4 separate regions of the Homo sapiens genome follow, and regions 1, 3 and 4 are each linked to region 2. Evidence: chromatin contacts called from ENCODE Hi-C or POLR2A ChIA-PET data. All regions are on one chromosome and are shown on one strand. Each heading gives the region's core, a stretch centred on a gene start or an enhancer-like site at or near the end of the contact. The rest is flanking DNA. Distances are from core to core; before and after follow the strand shown.

The links. A loop is a pair of places that touch in the nucleus more often than their neighbours do. ChIA-PET counts read pairs that join two places held with the same protein, here RNA polymerase II (POLR2A). Pooled maps may share reads with other maps.
Region 1: a map of CD8-positive, alpha-beta T cell shows a loop between it and region 2 (6-fold over the local background). The contact joins the promoter of EMC3 here to the promoter of RAD18 in region 2. A Hi-C loop is called at or near these places in 1 of 168 maps with a recorded cell type or tissue (CD8-positive, alpha-beta T cell), 1 of 37 single-sample maps with no recorded cell type and 6 of 50 pooled maps. POLR2A ChIA-PET finds 5 or more read pairs at or near these places in 3 of 52 experiments (MCF 10A, T-cell and activated T-cell).
Region 3: a loop to region 2 is called in a pooled map, with 10 times the contacts of the local background. The contact joins the promoter of TATDN2 here to the promoter of RAD18 in region 2. A Hi-C loop is called at or near these places in 8 of 50 pooled maps.
Region 4: a pooled map shows a loop between it and region 2 (10-fold over the local background). The contact joins the enhancer-like site here to the promoter of RAD18 in region 2. A Hi-C loop is called at or near these places in 4 of 50 pooled maps.

Annotation. Positions count from the first base shown.
Region 1 is chr3:9,983,670-9,988,092 of GRCh38, reverse strand. EMC3 (ER membrane protein complex subunit 3) reads left to right here and starts at 1,252. Exons shown (of 8, transcript NM_001394674.1): 1 at 1,252-1,586. The coding sequence starts at 1,432. It overlaps EMC3-AS1 (EMC3 antisense RNA 1), which reads right to left and starts at 1,200. Exons shown (of 3, transcript NR_103821.1): 1 at 829-1,200. RefSeq lists enhancers at 683-902, 1,163-1,322, 787-1,434.
Region 2 is chr3:8,959,192-8,965,195 of GRCh38, reverse strand. RAD18 (RAD18 E3 ubiquitin protein ligase) reads left to right here and starts at 1,724. Exons shown (of 13, transcript NM_020165.4): 1 at 1,724-1,861. The coding sequence starts at 1,811. RefSeq lists an enhancer at 1,707-1,876.
Region 3 is chr3:10,246,698-10,253,021 of GRCh38, reverse strand. TATDN2 (TatD DNase domain containing 2) reads right to left here and starts at 4,563. Exons shown (of 8, transcript NM_014760.4): 1 at 3,955-4,563; 2 at 3,408-3,827. The coding sequence starts at 3,821. RefSeq lists an enhancer at 3,127-3,995 and a silencer at 4,248-4,677.
Region 4 is chr3:10,433,995-10,439,905 of GRCh38, reverse strand. The region is part of intron 2 of ATP2B2 (ATPase plasma membrane Ca2+ transporting 2); the gene reads left to right. Among named protein-coding and RNA genes, the nearest start is that of MIR885, 42 kb to the right of the region's middle. Within about 2 kb of position 2,470, at least 6 of the 41 ENCODE cell types and tissues checked have a DNase peak (open chromatin) inside an H3K27ac peak, as active enhancers do.

The DNA of each region.
Region 1 (4,423 bases), core at 3-2,502, 1.0 Mb before region 2:
AAGCTCCAACTCTGACTGTGGGATGTCAGAGAACTGTGACATCCTATGTGAGGAAAAGGGTGGCAATTATCCATGAGCTCTTTACCTTGCTTGTCCTTTACTTTTTAACTTTACTTGGAAAGCCTGCAACAGTGATGGCAAAACACAATGCTGCAGGATCCAACTTCTCCCGAAGCTCAGAGATTACCTGCAGAAAGTTAATATTAGCTATGGTGTTCTGCTCATTCATAGTGGGTAGGTACAGTCCAGTCTCTCAACCATGACAATCTCCTGAAAGACTGAGGAAGAAAAAATTTTAAACGTTGGACATTTTGAAAAATAGAGTTGTGAGAATAGCTAAATGCAATGTCGTAGAATGTCATATCCAAAATTTCAGAATTCTGTGAGGTACTACACAGAAAGAGTAAATGTAACTTATAGCAGCTTATATAGATCAATGAATCTGTTGAATAGCTCCATTTCCTCTTCTCAATGCTATCCGGATTAGTCAACATTCTCAGTTAGTCAGGACTTTCGGCTTCCAGACACCCGCCTTTAACACGTGCGATACCATTTGGCTTCCCGAGAAGCCCAACAGACGTGAGATGAGGCCGACTGCCTGGACTAGTTCATCGGGAAGGGGGTGAGGGTAAAAGCCTTTCTCATTTCCTCATTTTAACGACGCAGAAAGGTACCTGTGGGGACTATCCCATCTCAGGGCAGATGAGGAAGCCGAGGCTTGGGGCGCGGAGCCCCAGAGAAGAACGCCGACCGCGGCCCGGACTTAAGAGATTAGGTCGCAGGGGAGCGGGGCCTCGAGAGACTACGACCACTGCTCCATTTACTCACCGAGAAGCCGTCCCCGCCTGTAGTTTTCTTTCTTTTTTTTTTTTTTTTTTTGAGACGGAGTCTTCCTCTGTCGCCCAGGCTGGAGTGCAGTGCAGCAATCTCGGCTCACTGCAGGCTCCGCCTCCTGGGTTCACGCCATTCTCCTGCCTCAGCCTCCCGAGTAGCTGCGACTACAGGCGCCTCCACCACGCCTGGCTAATTTTTTTGTATTTTTAGTAGAGACAGGGTTTCACCTGTTAGCCAGGATGGTCTCGATCCCCTGACCTCGTGATCCCCCCACCTTGGCCTCCCAAAGTGCTGGGATTCCAGGAGTGAGCCACCGAGCCTGGGCCACCGCCGATAGTTTTCCACTTTCCCGCCAGGCCCGACGCCGCTCTGACGCCACTGAGGTGCGCCACGACGTGACGTCAACGTTCGCGCCGGAAGTGGAAGACCAGGCAGCCCAGCTGAAGGCAGTAAGCTCGGCTCACAGTCGCAGGAGAGTTCTGGGGTACACGGGCAAAGGGGCTTGAGAAGGCCCGGAGGCGAAGCCGAAGAGAAGCAACTGTGCCCCGGAGAAGAGAAGCTCGCCCATTCCAGACTGGGAACCAGCTTTCAGTGAAGATGGCAGGGCCAGAACTGTTGCTCGACTCCAACATCCGCCTCTGGGTGGTCCTACCCATCGTTATCATCACTTTCTTCGTAGGCATGATCCGCCACTACGTGTCCATCCTGCTGCAGAGCGACAAGAAGCTCACCCAGGAACAAGTATCTGACAGGTCAGCGCCCTCCCTTCTCCAGCCTACCTCACACCGCCGTGACCTTGGGCAAAAAAGTGCAGGAGTTGTGTCAATTTGCCTAGGTTCACGTCGCGCCCCCTCTGACAGGGTGACCTTACCCGTTACCTCTGTGTTTCACTTTTGTCCTCTGTGAAATGGGGATGATAACAGTACCTGCTTCATAGACAGGTAGGAATCAAATTAGGTGATGTCTGTAAGTCCCTTAGCACAGGATCTAGGACGTATTGAGTGTTGAAAAAAACAGTACTGTTAATCCTTTAGGTTAGTCGCCGACCCTCGGTGGGTTTACCTATGAACTATTCCATCCCACCCTTCCGTTGAGAAGAGTGCCAGGTGCGTTACAGCGTTTAGTCTTTGTAACATCCAGTCAAGTGAGTGTGATAATCTGCATTCTACCAAATTACTGTTCCAGGCGTCGGGCCTGGTGGGACTGTCAGCTGAGATGCCAAGTACCAAAGCGCTTTGCAGTCTGTAAAACTGCCATTAGAGATGTAAGGAATTGTAATTATTTCCCCCCACTAGAGTGGAGGCAACTTCCTCACATATTTCATTGCAGTATTTATTTATTTATCTATTTATTTGCTTATTTTTGAGACGGAGTTTCGCTCTCGTTGCCCAGGCTGGAGTGCGGTGGCGTCATCTCAGCTCACTGCAGTCTACGCCTCCCGGGTTCAAGCGATTCTCTTGCCTCAGCCCCCCGAGTAGCTGGGATTACAGGCCCGCACCACCACACCTGACTAATTTTTGTATTTTTAGTAGAGACAGGGTTTCACCATCTTGGCCAGGCTGTTCTCGAACTCGACCTCAGGTGATCCACCTGCCTTGGCCTCCCAAAGTGCTGGGATTACAGGTGTGAGCCATGGCAACCAGCCCCTCGTTGCAATATTTATATACAGATAAAGGAATTTGAGATGATTATAGGTGGTTATCTAGACATGTAGCCCCTCATATTAAAGTAATAGTTTTCTCCCAGCAACTTGGGATGCTGAGGCAGGAGGATTGTGGGAGACCAGCCTGGGCAACATAACGAGACCTTGTCTCTTAGAAAAACAAGCAATTTTCAGTCAGTTCTGATTACTTTCAGAAATCATCTCAGGTAAGTGCTACTATATCTTTAGCACCTCTCTCTCACATTAATTTCTCGTTTTAATAAAGAGAGTAAGCCTCAGGCTAAGAACTTTTCACAGGTAACAGTGTCTAGTTAAAATTTAATAATGTTGTTTTGTTTCTACTGTACTTAAGTTACTTTCTTTTTTGTGACAATACTGGATTTCCATTTGCTGGTAATTTAAAGATTCCTTTAAAATCATATAGATGGGAAAAAAGTTGATATATAAAAAGTATTAAATATGTAATGATACAAGCGTTGGACAAAAATTCTAACATGGCATGAGAGTGACTGAAGTTTAGGAAGCACTACTGTAACATTTTCAGTTAGTTCTTCCCAATTATGCCAAGAAGAATAATAACCATTTACTCTATATCAGGTACTATGTGAAGTACTTACATTCATTAACTTATTTAAAACTTCAAAGCAACTCTATGAGGTACATATTGTCTCATTTTATAGAAACAGAGGCTTTAACAAGTTCCATCCCACCCGTTCGTTGAGAAGAGTGCCAGGTGCGTTACAGCGTCACACAGGGTGACATTTAGGACTTCACACCAAGCCTTCTGGGTATTGGGCTTTTTCCACTATACTACAGCGATCACTTTATCTTTCTGTAGCATTAGTTTCAGAACTGACCAGAGCCAGCACCCCACCCTGGAGCGAACCTTAAGAAGTCAGCTTACTGGCCGGGCATGGTGGCTCATGCCTGTACTCCCAGCACTTTGGGAGGCCGAGGCGGACGGATCACGAGGTCAGGAGATCGAGACCATCCTGGCTAACATGGTGAAACCCCGTCTCTACTAAAAATACAAAAAATTAGCTGAGCGTGGTATGCTGGGCGCCTGTAGTCCCAGCTACTCGGGAGGCTGAGGCAGTGGAATTGCTTGAACCCAGGAGGCGGAGCTTGCAGTGAGCCAAGATCGCGCCACTGCACTTCAACCTGGGTGACAGAGCAAGACTCTGTCTCAAAAAAACAGAAAAGAAGTCAACTTACTGGCCGGGTGTGGTGGCTTACGCCTGTAATCCCAACACTTTGAGAGGCCGAGGCAGGCAGATCATGAGGTCAAGAGATTGAGACCATCCTGGCCAACATGGTGAAACCCCATCTCTACTAAAAATACAAAAATTAGCTGGGCGTGATGGCACGTGCCTGTAGTCCCAGCTACTCGGGAGGCTGAGGCAGGAGAATCGCTTGAATCCGGGAGGCAGAGGTTGCGGTGAGCCGAGATCATGCCACTGCACTCCAGCCTGGCGACAGAGCGAGACTCCATCTCATTTAAAAAAAAAAAAAAAAGTGTATTTACCACAGAAAGAAGGGCTGTAGAAAAGTGCGAAGTGGGGAAAGCTCAGACATTTAGCATTTTCTGGCACCTGTAAAATTTCTTATTTTAGCCTTACATTAGCACTGAAGCAGATACTCCTTAACCCATTTTTACAATTCCAGGGAGCCTGGAAAAGTTAAGTAGTCTTCCCAAAGTAGGGAAATATTGTGCCTGTACTTGAACTCAGATCAGTCTCACTCCCAGGTTAAACCCTCTTCAACCATGATTCCTGCTGTCGTAGATTCTCTGCCATGATTTTCTGCCCATGGTTCACTATTAGAGCAATGGTTCTGAATTATATCAGATCCAAAGCTCTCTTTTGTAACCACAAAATGAAATTCACAGTTAGTGTAGTCTGTTTACAAGAACCTTTTTTTTTTTGG
Region 2 (6,004 bases), core at 475-2,974:
CAAAGTGCGCTTGTTCTTGAACTTTCCTTCCTGGGCCTAGAGGTGGGCTTGATGGGATCTATCACCCTGGTGCTGCTGAAGATGGCAGGAAGAGAAATGCTCAGCCTGGGAGGAAAAGATTTATGGGAATGTGGGCTTAGTCGGTGATTCATCCATTCATTCAGCCTCACCCACCAGCTATTGGCAGACACTCAGAGATGAATGGCACCGCATCCTGTCCTGGAGGCTCTCCATAGATAGGGAAATGTATTTTGGCCCCAGGACTAACAAGTACTGCCTCCTTCCAAATCTGTCTCCATGGTTGAATGCAAAAAGTACATTCCTGTCCCTGTCTTTTCTCTCTCTCCCTTTCTCCTTACCCATTCTTTCTCTTTTTTCTCATCTCCTCTCTCTTCCTCTCTCACCTTCCCAGCCATTTGTCACCTTAAACCTAATTACCTTGTCCAACTAGTAGTGTGAAAAAAACAATTACTGGTTCACTCAGGCCACGGACCTGGTCTTAAATGCTTTTCCTTTGTCTCTCCAAGACCCCACTTCCTCCACATCCAGAACTATCCGACATTTTCCAGCTCAGCCTGGCATTCATTTGCGTTCATTTGCATGCCGTTCTATGATTGGCTGATACAAAGTGGGGGGCGGGGGTGGACACCGTAAACCTCCATTCCTCATGCATTTAATATAACATGTATGAAAAAAAGTATCTATATTTATATCTCGTTTAAGAAAAAAATTGTTCAATGATACTTGTTAAAGCACAATAAGGAAGACTTAATCAGGACAATTCAAGTAGGTATAGAGACCACTGGAACTGTGTCTTGCAATTGGTGAAAACTGGGCTCAACTCTGAATACAACATGGGCAAATGGAAATTTATAGCCAGGAAGCAGGGTGGGGAGCAGTGCATGAAAAATTACTAAGAGGAAACATCAGAGGTAACAGTAGATTCTTGCTGAAGAGGCCAGGGTGATCAGACATCAACTGGGGGATGGTGGAGGATGAGGAACACATCAGATATCAAGAGTGATCACATATCAAAGGTGGGGATTCTTGGTAACTTGATTTAGCAGGGTTTTTTGCTAAAACTGGATTTTTACAGGAAGTACACAGATTGGCCTAGGAGAAGGTTCAGGAGCCTGACTAAAGTTTGCTCAAGCAAAGAATCTTCGTCAATCTGCATAGGAAATATCTAGAAGGCTATATGCCAAAGTTAATGGTGCTTCTCTCCGAAGAAAAAGAAAAACCGTGCATTAAAATTTTAATATGAATAAAAGCAACAGCTCCCATTTAAAGCCCAGAGGTCCTGTTTGGAATCTGACTCGAAACTCTATCCACTTTTTCGGGCGTAGGCTTCTCTTGTGTAAACTGACAATGATAACATCTACCTCCCAGTGTTGTGATACGGGAGACATAAAGTAATGGATATAAAAACTTCTGTTCAGAGCAAGGACGGATAGTCACTGCGATTAGGGTGGGCGACCCGGAGGGGGGTCATGAGCCTGGACCTTGACAGATCTGGTGAGGTCTGGATTTGGTTTGATTCCTGGCTATCTTTTCTTAATATTCAACTGGCTCTACGCTTTTTAACCATTCACTTTCTTCAAGGTAAGTGCGGCAGAAGCCTGGCGCATGCGCAGTACAAGCCCTTAAGCGGCGCCCCGCCCACATACTACTACAACTTCCGGCAGGCTCCGCGCCCGCCTCTGGCGCGTCGCGGGCTGCTGACGTAATGCGGTAGCGCGGGGAATTTCGAGTGGTGTTGGAGCGCCGGAGGCTAGTGGGTGGCTGACCCCCAGCATCCTCGGGAGCGACCATGGACTCCCTGGCCGAGTCTCGGTGGCCTCCGGGCCTGGCAGTCATGAAGGTGAGTGCTTCGGGGAGTTTGGGAGCTCCCGGGTGTCTGCGGGGGGAGGTCCCTCCCTTTGAGGAGGATGTCCTCGCCTTAAGGAGAAAGGATGAGGCGCGAGCGTCGCACTGGGCCCGGGTATCCGGCTCTGCCCTGCCACTAGCCGACCGCGTGGCTCTGGGTCTCAGTTTACTCCTCTGATAAGTGACAAGGACAAGCCTGGTGAGCTGAGGTTGGCAGTCTTATGGCACCAGCTATTCTGCGATCCAATCCCAACAATAACATGGAGAAAAACAGTTATTCCAAACAATGACATCGACAGCTGTTCTTTACTGAAAGCTTACTTTGTGTCAAGCACTAAACAGTGACACCGGACATGATTTTGGGTGGACACTTTATCAGATAACATGTATGTAATCACGTAGCCAAGCAGGTAGTCTCCTTTACAGGCTCTTTCATTTCTTCTGATTATTCTCAATAAACGTAGTGCTCGTTTGTTCTGACATACTGCCCCAACTCCTCTCTAACACACCTTCACTCTTCTCTAACAATTGCTCATGTCTCTTAAACAGAGATCAGGACTCAGGCTCAGCGCTGATCTTGCATTGCGTCTGATTATTTCACTTAAATAACATTTATTTTTGTGGCCACTTTCTGTTTTGGCAAGGCATACCAGTTTCCATTTACAGTAGTGGTGGGCCCTGGATTTGCTCAAGAGCAGATGCACTTTGCTGTGCTGGATAAAGATCAGTTGCTTGGTGTTTCTTCTTGCTCTGTGATTATTTCCGTTTCTCACAGTGGCTAAGATAGCCTTCTTCTCCCTCAGTTTTGTAGACTTGGGGATTATAATACCTGTCCCACTGACTCATAAATTTGACTTTAGAATTAAGTGAAGGCTAAAGTAAGTAGAAGGCCTTGTTCTTCCTGCTGTCATCAGTGACGTCTAGAGTGCTTGGGGACTTGAGATATCTGCATGATGAGAAGCTGACATTGTGAAATGATCCAGGAAAGCTGTAGTTTTGGAGTTGTGGGCTTGGCACCAGGATGCAGTGGAGAAGAGCACAGATTTGAGTTCCAGTGGTCCTGGGTGAAATCTCCTGTCTGCCTCTTGACTGTATGACCTTCGGTTAGTAACTTAACCTCTCTGAGCCTGAATTTCTTCAACTATAAATTAGAGACAAAAATAACAGTTCATAGGATTGATTAAATAAATTAGTTGATGTATGTGGGCACAGATTCTGCTGTGTATTCACTGTGCTTACTGCAGTGCCTGACACCAAGTGGGTGCTCAAATATTATTTGCTGCTTGATTGAAAGTATCTGGAATGTAGTAAGCATTCAATGAATATATTTTATTATTATTAGCACTGTGTTAAGTGCTTCTTTCCCCTTTTAATTTGTTGTCATGAAGCTTGACTTGGATAAGGAAAGTAAAAGAGCTCTGTAACCTGTAAAGCTCCTGCTTTGTAGATTTAAGCACACTTTACATATTCCCACAATTTCAGTGTTCTTTAGAGGCGGGTTCCATGTCTTCTCTGACTTTGGTATCTCACCACAGCACTGAATGTAGAGTTTGGCACCACAGAGCGTTCAGTGAGTGTTCAACCAGAGAGTTGATTGAGCCCGTATTTTTTTGCTCACATTGGAATCATGGAATCTTAAGGTTAGAAAACCAGCCCCTTTCAGTATTTTAATCTCCTTTATAACACATCTGCCAATTTCTCACCTAATTTTTGCTTGAACTCTTCCAGGCACAAAGAACTATCAGATCCCAGAAGCAGATCTGACTGAAGTTACTTCTTTTATTGAATAGAAGTCTGACTCAGAATCCATGGTTGCTAACTTAGGATTCACAGAAAGACTTTGGAGTCTCAAGTTATTTGTAAAATTTTTGCATGTATGTTTTTCTGAGCAGAGAGTCCATAGTTGTCATCCATTTTTCAAAGGGATCTGTAACCCCAAAAACTTAAGAGTATTTTTGTAATTATTACGTTTTTCCACCCATTTTCTACTTCTCCCTTTCACTTTCTCTCTCTCTAAACTAAAGAAATTTTGGGGAGTCTGCTGACCACTCTCTATTCAGGCATCATTTTTTGTTTAGTTGGTTGAGGCGCATGTGATATGCATGTTACTGTCTTGGAGTGACATGACAAGAAATTTGAACCAGAAATGGCTCATCTGATGTAGTGTCAACTTCCACAATTGTGCTCTGCAGATCTTTCAGAATCATTCCTCCACCAGAAGAGGATGGCATAGATAAGAAAGTGTGATATAATAGACTGGTTCTGGCTTCTGGGCCTGCCTCTGCTCTTAATTGATCTTGAACATAACCCTTTAGATTTTTGTGTCTGTGACAGCTTACCATCCACAATAATGGAAGATTTTGGCATTTTATTATTTCCCTGGTTTTACTTTAACAAAAATTTACTGTTTTTGGCATATTGTAAATGTAATATGTGTACACGGTAGAAAAAAATTAAAATTCAGAATAAGATAAAGGAGAAAAATAAAACCATCCATAATTCTACCACCCAGAGAACCAGTGTTTAACATTTTACCTTATTTTCCTTTGGTTTTTGTGCATTTAAAATTTGGGATCACTGTGGAGTCAACTTCTTGGGTTTGATCCAGCCAACTTAGGAACTCTGTAGACTTTATTTTTAAAATTGGGATACTGATGCTGTGGACTTCATAAGATTGCTATGAAGATTAAACTACAGAGTTGTTATTATTATGTATTATTGGCATAGGTTTGTTTTCTGATTTTTATTTTCCTAGGGCATTAATTATTCTTTGAAAGCATGTTTTTTAATGGCTGCATAATATTTCATCATATGGACCATTAGCGACATTAGTCCTTTTTTGTTTACATTTTTAAAATTCAGGTAATAGGTTCACATGGTTCAAAATACACATAAAATAAAAAGTAAAAGTCTCCTTCTTACCATGTTCCTGGCCCTGATCATTATTTATGACTTCTTGTTTATCTTCTCATTATTTACATTTACAATGAAAATAGAATGCATTCTTTTTTCCTTTTTTTCTTTTTTGAGATAGGGTCTCACTGTCGCCCAGACTGGAATGCAGTGGCAATCACGGCTCACTGCAGCCTTGAACTCCTGGGCTAAAGCAATCCTTCCGCCTCAGCCTCCTGAGTAGCTGGGACTACAGGCATGCGCCACTACTCCCAACGAATTTTTAAATTTTTTATAGACATGGATTTTTGTTATTTTGCCAGGCTGGTCTCAAACTCCTGGACTCAAGCAGTTCTCCTGCCTTGGCCTCCCAAAGTGCTAGGATTACAGAGCCACCATGCTAGGCCTATTAGAATACATTCTTACTCACCTCTTCCTTTTAAACAAACCGTAGCATAGTATATGTACTGTCTATACCTTATTTCCTTTTTTCACTTATCTTGGCAATCTTTTCATATCAGTATGATGGAGAGCTTCCTCTTTTTTTTTTTTTTTTTTGAGACAGTTTCACTCGGTCATGCAGGCTGGAGTATAGTGGTGCGATGTGGGCTCACTGCAACCTACGCCTCCTGGACTCAAGCGATCCTCCCGTCGAGAGCTTCCTCCTTTTAAAAAATATTTCTGTTGAATGGAATAATATTTTATTTTAAACAATTTGAAAGATTTTAGGTTGCCAGAGTAGTTCCGTTCCTGTTTGGATTGCATTCCAGGTTGGCACACATCTCTCTTTCCAAGTTGTCCACTTTCCCTTCCTCTGCTTTCACTGCCCCAGCTCTTTCCAGGCTTCCTCATTTGGCTGCATGTGTAGTACCATGCCGAAAGCACTGGACTGCCAGACGGGAGACAGGAATTTTGGTCTTGGCTTGACTGATGCCTACTATTGTGTGCCTGCTTTTGATACCAGTTTCCTCTTTTGACTAGACAGTTTCTGGAGTTTGGCTTTAACATTCTTTGATTTGATTCTTAACTTGTGTGGTGGCAATGGCCACCTTTCACCCAATAGTGACTATAGGCTAGGTGTTGGAGTCTGAAGAGGAGGAGGCTTGGAGTAAGAGCTGGAAGCGCATTAGAAGTGGAACAGAAGTACAGTAGCCCTTATGTGAAGGGATGACAATATGGCACAAGAATCGGTGTGCCATCATCTTTAGCTGTCTAAAGCAATTTGGGCAACCTGAGACTGAATGTA
Region 3 (6,324 bases), core at 3,314-5,813, 1.3 Mb before region 2:
AGCCGGACATGGTGGCGTGCACCTGTAGTCCCAGCTGCTGGGGAGGCTGAGGAAGGAGAATGGCGTGAACCCGGGAGGCGGAGCTTGCAGTGAGCCGAGATTGCACCACTGCACTCCAGCCTGGGTGACAGAGCAAGATTCTGTCTCAAAAAAAAAAAAAAAAAAATTAGCCAGGCAGGTTGGCACACGCCTGAGTTCCACCTACTTGGGAGGCTGAGGCAGGAGGATCGCTTGAGCCCAGGAGGTTGAGATGCAGTGAGCTATGATCATGCCAGTGCACTCCAGCCTGGGTGACAGAGCAAGACCCTGTCTCAAACAAAAAAAAAAAGTTTACAGAGCAGACACAGGAGAGCAGTGAGAGGACTCTAGAAGGACCTGAGGATGAACATGCCATTTTTGTGAGTACCCCTCGGCTGTGCTTGCTGAAGGACTTAGGACCAGGACAGATAAGTTCACAGATGACCACAGAGCAAGGGAGGAAGAGGTACAGATGAAGGTGGAAGGTAAGAGGTGTTTTGTAATTCATCAAGATGAGTCAAGTACTGTACACTTGGTTTTTAAACTGACAAACATATACTCCAGGAAGAGACTTCAGCAGTCCTAGAGATGGACAATCAGGGTAATATAAAAACCCTCACTCGACAAGAGTGATCTTTCTACAATGCAATTTCCTTTTCTGTGTAGAGCCCTGTATAAATTCTCTAATTGCTTAGAAGACAATCCAGCTGGCACAGTGGCTCATGCCTCTAATCCCAGCGCTTTGGGAGGACAAGGCAAGAGGACAGCTTGAGCCCAGGAGTTTGAGACCAGCCTGGGCAACACAGTGAGATCTTCATCTCTACAAAAAAAAAAATTTTTTTTTTTTTTTTTTTTTGAGACTGAGTCTCACTCTGTTGCCCAGGCTGGAGTGCAGTGCCTTGATCTCGGTTCACTGCAAGCTCTGCCTCCTGGGTTCATGCCATTCTCCTGCCTCAGCCTCCCAAGTGGCTGGGACTACAGGCACCCGCCACCATGCCCGGCTAACTTTTTGTATTTTTAGTAGAGAAAGGGTTTCACCGTGTTAGCCAGGGTAGTCTCAATCTCCTGACCTCGTGATCTGCCCACCTCGGCCTCCCAAAGTGCTGGGATTACAGGCGTGAGCCACCACGCCCAGCCCAAAAAAAAAATTTTTAATCTGCAGGGTGTGGTGGCACATGCCCATATTCTCACCTATTTAAGAAGATTGCTTGACCCCAGGAGTTTGAGGCTACAGTGAGACATGATTGCGCCACTGCACTTCAGCCTGGGAAATCGTTTCAAAAAAATAAAATAATTTTTTTAAAATAAGAATACAATTGGCCGGGCATGGTGGCTCACACCTGTAATCCCAGCACTTTGGGAGGCTGAGGCGGTCAGATCACTTGCAGTCAGGAGTTAGAGACCAGCCTGGCCAACAAGGCGAAACCCCATCTCCACTAAAAATACAAAGATCAGCTGGGCACGGTAGCGCACACCTGTAGTCCTAGCTACTTGGGAGGCTGAGGCAGGAGAATTGTTTGAACCCAGGAGGTGGAGGCTGCAGTGAGCAGAGATCATGCCACTGCAGTCTACCTTGGGTGACACAGTAAGAATCTGTCTCAAAAAAAGAGAATACAATTCTAAGGGAATTGTCCCTTAGAATAAAATCCATTGTCCTTAGGATAAAATCCAAATTCCCTTGGCTACTAAAACCTTGCTGCAATCCACCCCCTACCTCGCTCTCCAGCCTCCATTCTGGGCTCACTACTCCATCATACCACATTGTGGGCAGTCATGCGACCACTCCTCCAGCCCTCCCACCAGACTGCTCCCTAGAAGCTCATCACTCCCAGACCCAACAGTGCGTGGCCCACAATAACCCTCAAGTGCTTCTACTGAAACCATTAAATTGGGTTCTTGCAAAACAAGGCCCCTTTAGCCTTAATGAGAGAAAGGTGGGTCCACCTACAATTAGACCCACCCAGATTAGAGACCACACCCTCAAACCTGAGTTCCAGGTCTTTAGGACAGCCAGGGATTCAGCACACCTGAAAGACTATGTAAAGTAAATTTCCTGCCTCTCCCAGTAACAGGTTTCACTCTATCTACAAATTGTCAGTGAAGCTAAATTGAATCAACTGGTATTATTTTATGCTGTACCCAAGTCTACTGAAATTGTATCAAGGATTAATGGCAAGATTAACTTGTATGAGCAAAGTCCCATACTTACCTGATTTGAGACAAATTCAGCATTCCTACGCTAGAGACAGGGCTTTTCAACTCACTGTTATTTGTGAATTTAAAAAGAAAAAATCCACGTGCCCACACAAGAGTTCAGACAGTGAGGTCCACATTGAAAAAACCAGGGGCACTTAGCCTATGAGTCCCCAAGACAAACAGTCAAATACAGCCTCCTTTCTCAGCTACACAAAAGAAACCACCAAGGCTAGGCTTAAAAACAAACACATATTCCTTAGGGCCTGTTTTAATTGCTTTTGTAAAGTAATTTTCTCTAGAGGCAGCCCATCTGATCCCAAATAAGACTGTTTCTCCACTCCTCCACAGGCAGAACTTCTCACTTCTTAAGACTCAGACCTTCAAAATCTAGGATGCAAACTCTAAGGGGAAAGTGATCTGTTTTGTTAGTAAAGAATCCCAAACACCTAGAACATTGCCTGGCACAAACTAAACCCTCAACACATATTTGTTCAAAGCCTTGATTGAGTAGATGAGCGAAATGTATCTTCTCTGTGAAGCACTCCTTGGTCTGCTCAAAGTACTTATGAAACCCTCTTGCATGTTTCCATTAGGGAATTAACAATTTAACCTCCAAAAAAAAAAGAAAAAAAAAAAAAACTAGCACCACCAAGCAAAACCCCAACATGCTGGAAACTATGACTTTGGAGAAAAGCTACACCAAGAACCGCAATTCTTGGTTCTGTGATTCAGAGTGGTTCAAAGTACAAGGGCACACAATTCTTTAAACTGACAACTAAAATAAATACATTCTTCTCTTGAGCACATAATCCACCTTCTACTGCAGTGATTCTCCAACGGGGCTGCACGTTTACAATAACCTGGGGAGCACTGAAAAATCTGGAAGCCCAGACCACACCTCAGCCCAATAAATCAGTTTCTCTGGAGTAGGAGGCAGGCCCAAGTATTTTAAAGCTTTCCAAGTAGTTCCAAAGTGCTGCCGAGTTTGAAAATTACCTCTCTACTTAACTTCAGGCCACGCGCCTGGAAGACTGCTAGGTCTTCGAGTTTGGGGGGAGTGGACTTCTAGAAAGACCTTCCAGACCTTCAAGGATGTAATGTTTTGTAGTCTCCTTCCACCAAAATTCCCATCCCCAACCTCTCAAGCCATGTGGAAGGGGCTTCACCGATTGCAAAGCGTGGCAGCCACCTACCTTAAGGCTGCAGGCTTCCTCCTCTAGAGAAGCCATTTCTTCCAAAGAGGCGTTGGCAGGACGCAGAGGGGATCCCCCTGAAGACAGGAACCCCCGAGTGTTCCGAATCAGGCAGCCTTTGGAGGCGGCCCCGCCCACACCAGGGCCCAAGAAATGTGGGGAGAAGGAGGAGGAGGAGTTATTTCTGCGGCGGGATGAGCCCCAGGATAACCTCCGCGAGCAAGCCACATCGTCCTCCTTCTGGGCTTTCAGGCGCTTGGGGCTGCTGGGCCCTCCAGAACGCGACGCAGACCTCTGAGCTGGCCGGCTGGAGGGGGCCACATCACAGGGCTCCCGGAGGCAGCTGCGCTTGCGGGGACACCCTTCCGACGTGCTGCTCCAGTTGTGCTTGACCTTGCCCCGCTCGGACGCCATGGGCACCTGCAAGGTACAGGGGGCCTGGATTCCAACACCACCCTTCCTGGCGACCCCACCTCAGATTCCCGCCACCCCGGGCCCAGGAGGACGGCAAGACATAAGGGCAGAGCCAGGGGCTAGCCTCACTGACCTTTCCCTCTTCTTTCCACTGCCCATCACAGTTCTCAAGGTTTCAGAGATGCCAAACCGTGTTGGAGAAGTCAAAGCGATCCAAAATTGACTAAAGGCTGCCGTCGGTTTCCAAGCCCACAACGTGCTTCTGAGATCAGGAAGCCTTCACTTTGCCCAGCGCTACTTCGGAGATGCCTAAGCGCTTCCGGGGCTACGAAGCGCTTTGATCAGTTTGCAATATAAAGCCCTTTAGAACTGTCAAGCGCTTCAGAAGACCACATGGCGCTTCAAGATCCACACATGGCTGCCGGATCCGCGGCCCCGGGGCCGGGCGCTTAGCCCGTAGGCCAGGGCCAGACCCGGGCGCCGCAGCCCGCCCTGCTCCTGCGGCCCAACCAGACCCGGGCCGGAAGGGGCCCGAGCGGCCCCTCGGGAGCTGGCAGCGCCCTCGACCGCCAACTCAGGACGCCCCCCGCCGGCTGCCGCAGCTGTCCCGCCGGGCAGCCCGCCGCCTGCCCCAGCCCTACAGCCCCGCCTGGCCCGGCCTCCGCCCGAACTGCGACCACTCCGGCCTCCGTGGCGCCCGCCCTCCGGAACGAGCCCTGCGGCCCGCAGGCCGGAGAGCGACAGGGGCGGGGCCTGCGCCAAACGGAAGGCGCCCATTGCTCGACCCGGCAAGGGGCGGGACTCCGAGCAAGACGCAGCCCGCCTCAAAGCCAGGCGCCTTGGAGTCGGGACGGTACGCCTTAGGAAGCTCGTCCATTGGTCAGAAGCCAGATGGGGCGGAGCCACTCACGTGGGCTCGAACAGCGGGAAGTTGAGGCCAGCCAGATGTGCAGGCAGGTGGTGTCCGCTGACGCGCCTCACTTAACGCTGTTTTCCTCAGCGCCGGCCGCTGTACCTGAAGCTTTCAGACCTGGATTTCTCATCGAGCCAAAGCAAACCGTGTACTGAGCATTATCACCCCACTTTATAGAGCAGAAAACTGTGGCTCAGAGAGACTAAGTACACACCCAGAAATGGGAAGAATTAGAATTAGAAGGCACCAAAAAAAAAAAAAAAAAGACTACACAAAAATGTGAACTATCCGCCTGGTGAAAAATATTAAAGACGGCTGGGCACGGTGTCTCACGCCTGCAATCTCAGCACTTTGGAAGACCGAGGCGGGAGGATGGCTTGAGCTCGGGAGTTAGAGACCAGCCTGGCCAGCATGGTGCGACCCCCATCTCTACAAAAAATAAAATTAGCTGGGCGTGATGCCAGCTACTCAGGCTGAGGTGGGAGGATCACTTGAGGCCGGGAGGTCGAGGCTGCAGTGAGCTGTGATCCCGCCACTGCACTCCAGCCTGGAGGACAGAGCAAGACCCTGTCTCAAAAAAGAAAAAAAATCAAAGACAAGGTACAAATTCAGAAAAATACTCGAAACATATGACAAAGGGCTGATATTCGATGTAGCAATTCTCCCAAAATAATAAAATAACTTAGTATTAAGACTGGCAAAGGAGGCTGGGTCCAGTGGCACACGTCTGTAATCCCAGCACTTTGGGAGGCCGAGGTGGGTGGATCTCTTGAGGCAAAGAGTTCGAGACCAGCGTGGGCAACATGGTGAAATCCTGTCTCTAGTGAAACACAAAAATTAGCCTGGTGTGGTGGTGGGCGCCTGTAGTCCCAGCTACTCAGGAGGCTGAGGTGGGAGGATCCCTTGAGCCTGGGAAGTCGAGGGTCCAGTGAGCCAAGATTACTGCCACTGCACTCCAGCCAGGGAGACAAAGTGAGACCCCTGTCTCAGGGAAAAAAAAAAAAAAAGGCAAAGGAAGCAATGAACAAAAACAAATCATGAAACGCTCCTAAATATAAGAAAGATGGCTCCACCTCAACCATTAAAAAAGTACATGTAAGGCCAGGTGTGGTGGCTCACGCCTGTGATCCCAGCACTTTGGGAGGCCAAGGCGGGCAGATCACGAGGTCAGGAGATCGAGACCATCCTGGCTAATACGGTGAAACCCCGCCTCTACTAAAAATACAAAAATTAGCCAGGCGTGGTGGCAGGCGCCTGTAGTCCCAGCTACTCGGGAGGCTGAGGCAGGAGAATGGCGTGAACCCAGGAGGTGGAGCTTGCAGTGAGCCAAGATTGCGCCACTGCACTTCAGCCTGGGTGAGAGACTCCGTCTCTAAAAAAAAAAAATTAATTAATTAAATTAAATTAAAAAGTACATATAAAATTATAATTTTCCACTCGTTAGATTGGCAATAATCAAAAAACAAGGTAAGGGGCCGGGTGCGGTGGCTCACGCCTGTAATCCCCGCACCTTGGGAGGCCGAGGTGGGTGGATCACGAGGTCAGGAGATCGAGACCATCCTGGCTAACATGGTGAAACCCCATCTCTAC
Region 4 (5,911 bases), core at 1,221-3,720, 1.5 Mb before region 2:
GTACACGCTTGTAATCCCAGCTATTCAGGAGGCTAGGCACAAGAATCACTTGAACCCGGGAGGCAAAGATTGCAGTGAACCAAGCTGGTCTTGAACTCCTGGCCTTAAGCGAACCTCCTGCCTCAGCCTTCCAAAGTGCTGGGATTACAGGCATGAGCCACTGTGCCCGGCCTGATACTCCTTTTTAAATGCTTTGAAGACTTTGGTTTTTTAACAAAGTGTTGAAAAAAAGAAAAAAAAATTGAAAACCTCTGATACTGGAGAAAAATGCTAAACTAGAGTATCCAAAAGCCTGGGTTGGGGCACAGATCACATAAGTTCTTAATGCATCATTTGTTAAATCTGTGAAATGGAGCAGACACTGTCTGGCTTCCAGGGGCCACACTGACTGTGGATTAAATGAGAGAACACACAATGTGCCTGGCCCAGGGGTCTTAGGCGAAGTTGGTCTTTGCGGGGGCCCCAAGGGGATGCATGTGACTGTGCAGGAAAAGGGTGCTCAGTCCACCCATGCTGGGCAGGGGCGGAGACCAGCCTGACTTTGGCCCTTATCGACTGAGACCCTCTCCAAGCTCCCTCCACCCTGTTCCATGCCTCAGCCTCCCCATCTGGAAAATAAAGAAGGTTGGTCTAGTAGTCTCTGAGGCTTGTCCAGGCTCAGACATTCTACTACTGTGAAACTGTCTGCCTTGATGCCCCCATTCTGTAGACATCAGATGGGTCAAAGGGTGGCTGACTCACAGCCAGACTCCAGGCCTCTCTTCACTTGAAAATTCGTGACCTCAAAACCTTGGCCCATCAGTGCCCAGGCCAGGGCAGTGCCCTTGGCCCTTGGCCCTTTGCCCCAGGCCTTGGCCCAGCAGTCCTTTTCTACCAAGCAGCTTCAGGGCCCTCCCACGCTGGCTCCCAAAGGTCGGGTTTAGCGGGGGACCAGAATTTGGGCATCCCTGGCAACAGTTCTCTAGCTCCCAGAAGCCCAGGGGCCTAGACCCCAGTTTCCAATTACTTCTCCTCCCTGGGTCTCAGTTTCCTCATCTGTCACACGGGCCTAAGGGGTGAGAAATGTTGCTGTATAACTGCAGGCGGGCCGTCTCGAATGCTAGTAGGACCTGAGTCATCCACCCAGCCTGGGTCCCACAAACGCCTCGAGTTCAGCTGGAGAGATCCTCTGCCTCCAGGCCTGCCTGTCATCCGAGAGGCCCAGACAGGGCGGGTAAGTTATTTATACAGGCCCTCCTCACCCCACAACGATTATCTTACTCCTCCTGGTGCAATCCAGGCCCCTGCTGTGGTTTCAGACCCAGAGTTATTTATAGTCAGTGGAAATTAGTGCCTCAGCCGATGGCTCCCTAGGACCCACCTGCCCTAGCCTCCACCCCAAAGGGAGAGAGCAGGCAGCAGGCAAAGAAGATGTCAGAGGTCGGAGGAGAGTGTCACATGCAGGTACAGTGTGATGAGAGTATCTGACACTGGATTGGCAGGCAGTTGGACAGAGCAGTCGCCAGGAAGTAGGACGAAGGAGAAACGGCCCACACTGAGGAGGGCAGGCTGTTGGGTGAGCCCTTGGGAAAGCTCTGCTGGAAAGAACAGCAGAATGGAGTGTTCCCTGGGGCCTCCCCCTTCAGCACACCCCAGCTCAGTGGGGTCAGAGCAGCTGGAATAGGAGCCTGAGAGACTCATGGACCCATGAGACAACAGGTCTGGAAGGGCCTTCAAGGACCATCTGATTCAGTAATCCCAGGGTGCACATGGGGAGACTGAGACCCAGGAGAGAAGGGACTTGCCCAGCACACAGTGGGTATGGGCCAGGGGGCAGAGACACCCGCCACCCCCCTCCCTGCTCTCCCCTGCAACCTCCTGGCTCCCTGCAGAGCCTCAGCTCAGCCACGCCATCCAAAGACCACAGACTGAGTGGCTTAAATGACAGAAATTCATTCTCTCACAGTTCTGGAGGCTTGTAGATGGCCATCTTCTCCCAGTGTCTGTTCACATTATCTTCCCACTATGCATATCTGTCTCTCTGCCCAAATTTCCTCTTTGTATACGGGTGTCAATCATAGCATGGATTAGGCCCACCCTAATGGCCTCATCTTAATTTAGTATCTGCAGTGTCCCTATCTCTACAATGACTCTATCTCCAAATACCACCACAATTTTAAGGTACTGAGGGTTAGGACTTCAACATATGGATTTGGGGGAGCATGATTCAGCCCAGAACACTCTGACATGGGAAAACCACTTCAGTCCTCAGAACTGAAGCTTTCGCTTCTGTAAAGTGGGGACATGAACAGGACAGCAAGCGGACTGTAATGAGGGACACGCTCACTGCTGTACTGATGTGTCTGTCCCCCAAGCCCGATGCTCAGTGGGCGTTAAGAAGTGGGCGTTAGGAAGTGGCAGTGTGGTGAGAGAGTTAAGAGGCAGACATCCTGGGTCTGAACCCCAGCTTTGCCACCCACTAGCTATGTTGTGCTGAGGAAATGACATCACCTCTCAGAATCTGTTTACTCAGTCTGTGAAATCATTCTTATTCCTGGGCTGTGAGAAGTAATAAATGAGCTGATGTGAGTCAACACACTTAGCACTGCCCAGGAAACCCCTGGAAGTGGAGACCATCATCATTATTATTATTACTATTACTATTATCATTATCATCATCATCATTATATAGGTTAAGAAGCTGAGGCCCAGAGAGGGAGGCATCTTGCGCAGCCTCACACAGCCATCTGGCACAAAACTAAATGAGAACTCAGGTCTCCCAATCCACAGTCCCAGATTTTTCAACCACGTCTCTATGTGACACTAAAGGGGAAAAGAAGACAAGTAATTCCTAAGTGCCCCACATTAGGAAAGTAACTAAGTACCTTTTAGCTTCTCCACGTGCCTTTGGGACATTATGGAAAAAGATTGTTACAGAGAATGCAAAGCCACGTGGATGAGGCTCAAGAAATAATGTGATGTTGAAAAAGTGGGTTTAGCATCGTATGTCCTGACAATGGCAACACCTCCACGAAGACAGATGCAAGGGGAAAGGGGCTGGCAGGAAACATCTAGAATGTACCCCATGTTGTGGCTGAAGGGTGAGACTGGGGTGATGGTTCTTTCCTCAGCCTGTTTCTGCCTGTGTGCCGATGTCGCTCCACTAAGGCACGTCGGTCGTAAACAACAGAAGCTGACTGGGCAGCATAGTGGAGGCAAGAGGGCAGCTTAGGAGTGGGCTCTCCAAGTTGGAGCAAAGGCTGGAAAACCCAGCTCAATTTTCCAGAAGGAAACGGGGACATGCAGGGATCAGTGGCACGACTCACTAAGTAAATGTCCCTTTGGGGAACTGCAGGTTGGGAAAAATCCACTACAAAAGCTTCTTTTGGTCCTTGTATAGCTCAGGATTCCAAAGCAGCCTGTGCTGGTGAATGTTAACCCCAGCTCTCTAGTTGCGAGGGAATCCTCTTTTGCAGTGGGTGCTGATTTCCTTGGTGTAAATACCACCACGTTACCCACGTGACATCATTAAACACAGAGTTGGGACGAGAGGCGCAGCCGCACACCATTATACGGTATTTCTACCATGCAGATACAATAGACTGTCTACTAGAGAGAATAGATAATAGTGAAATGTAGTAAAATAATTAGGAGGTGATAAGTTTGGGGTATTTGTTGCCTTTTAAAATATAATTTATATAATTGTAGGTTTATATAATTGATTTCTAATGATGGCTATAATTAACAACCAGCTCACAAAATACCTGAAATTTTAGCCATCAGCTCTCACAAGCAAGTGTGAGCTGGCACCAGCAAATCACTGATTCTACGTCCCAGGAGACAGCATCCCTGGGAGGTGATTGGCCTAGCTTGATCACATGCCCACGCTTAGGCCAGGAAGGTGGGGACACTTTGACTGATCGTCACCAAGACTCTTCCCAGTTGGGGAGACCAAATCCCCTAAAGGAAAGCAGAATGCCACTGGACAGCCAAAACTCAACACAGGCCTTTGCTTCTCTTCTTGATAATTTCTTTAAGCTGTAGTTTTTTCTTTTATAATATCTTTTTTATTTCTTTTTTAAATTCATAGTGCTTGAAGTCCCAGAGTCTTTTAAAAAGGCTCCAGGGCTCAATTCTGAGAACAGTGAACTGAAGGACCCAGCCAGGAGAGGTACGGAGGCTCAGAGCAGCCATACCCACCTCTACCTCCTCACTTCCCAACCCCTCCCACCTTCTCCAGAGTGTAAGTAAATGAGCTAAACCTCCTGCCCACCTGTCACCCTGCCTGAAAGTCCACCTTTACAAGTCCCCCAAAAGAACATAGGCAGCCCAAGTTGAGAAGTATCTTAGGGCAGAGTCTTCACAAATACCCGTAAGGCAGATGAGGGTGAATGGGAGCCTCAGAGGTCTGGAGTGGCCCAGATACTGGAGAAGTGCTCTTGAAGGCTTAGGCCTCACCTCAAAATGGGGACAGGGTGGTCATCCTAAGCCTAGTGAATTCATGATTGACTGCGAGGCCTGTGGACCCTCCAGGAAGATGTAGGAGCTCAGGTGGCCAGGGTGAAGAACCATACCACCCCCTCAATGAGAACCTCAGACCCCCCTGCTTCCTCCTTATTTGGGACCACCTGGTGGCCAGCAGAAGACCAGGGGATCTGATTTAGGATGGGAGCCGGAGGGAAAGTGCTGCCCCATGCTCCGGTAATGGTCCGGTTGGGGGGTGACCACCTTGTGTCAACAGCTCAGGCCCTGACGTGGGAGATGCCACTCCTACCCCCATTTTGCATGTGAGGAAACCGAGGCACAGAGGGGTTGACGGACTCGCCCACGTCGCACAGCTGTGAAAGGCAGGCCTGGATGAGACCAGACCTTGTGCTCTTAACCATTTGTCAAAGGGAATGAAGGGTCATTCCTAGAACTCTCTTCCCCCATAGAGGGCACAGGATGCTGGCTCAGAAGCCTGAAAGTTTTCAGTTGCTCCAAACCACACTGGGGCTCAGGCCCAAATATGAGGAAGAGGGGCCAGGGGAGGGGCCAGGAAGATACCTGATCTGCCAATGGGGCAACTGAGAATTTGACCCCAATTTCCAGGCCTCACTCATCTGCCTCCTTCTGGCCAGTGACATCCTCAAGGGCACCTCGGCCTGGGCCTCATGGGCTATAAGTAGATAAATCAAAAGTCCCAGACCCAGGGGTTGGAGGCTGTCAGCCCTGGAGCTACTTGACAGGGCCTGGCCATGGGGCACCATGAGACTGGGAGTCCAGCATTGGCTCCTCTGCTCACTCACTGTGTGGCCTCAGGTGAATCATTTTCCCTCTCTGAGCCTCAGTTTCTTCATCTGAAAAAGGGGTCCAGATATGCCTACCTACAAGGTTGTTAGGAAAATTAAATGAGAATAATGTATTACAAGCCCCTCCCTTTTTTCTTCCTCTCCCATTTATGGCCAGAGTAAACTTAAATACAAGTCAGGTTGTGCCACCACCTGCTGAAAACCCTGTGGCTCCCACTGCTCTCAGAATGAAATCAAAACTCCTCACTGTGGCCTGCAGGCCTGGTATGATCCAGCCATACCCTGTTGCAGGAGGGCCTCAGGGACAGGCTGCCAGGGCCACAGGAGATCAAAGTCCCCAATCTGTAGAAACCCAGAGCTTCCTTTGAAACTACAGATCTTTCCCCCGTCTGCTAATGTCATTTGAGATTCCATAATAAGTTAAAGATTGTAACTGAAAATAAATGATGATCATGTTTAAGTTGTGCCCTGAGAGTATAGATGTTCTGCTTCTTACTATTCTCTGAGAAATTTTGGCACATCCCCTAGTGGGGTATGCCCCACCCCCTAGCTGAGAATCACTGCATTCATTTACTAATTCAAATAAGCTGCTGCATTTTTTTTTTTACACTTTAAAGAACAATTTATTGGGTAACTACTTG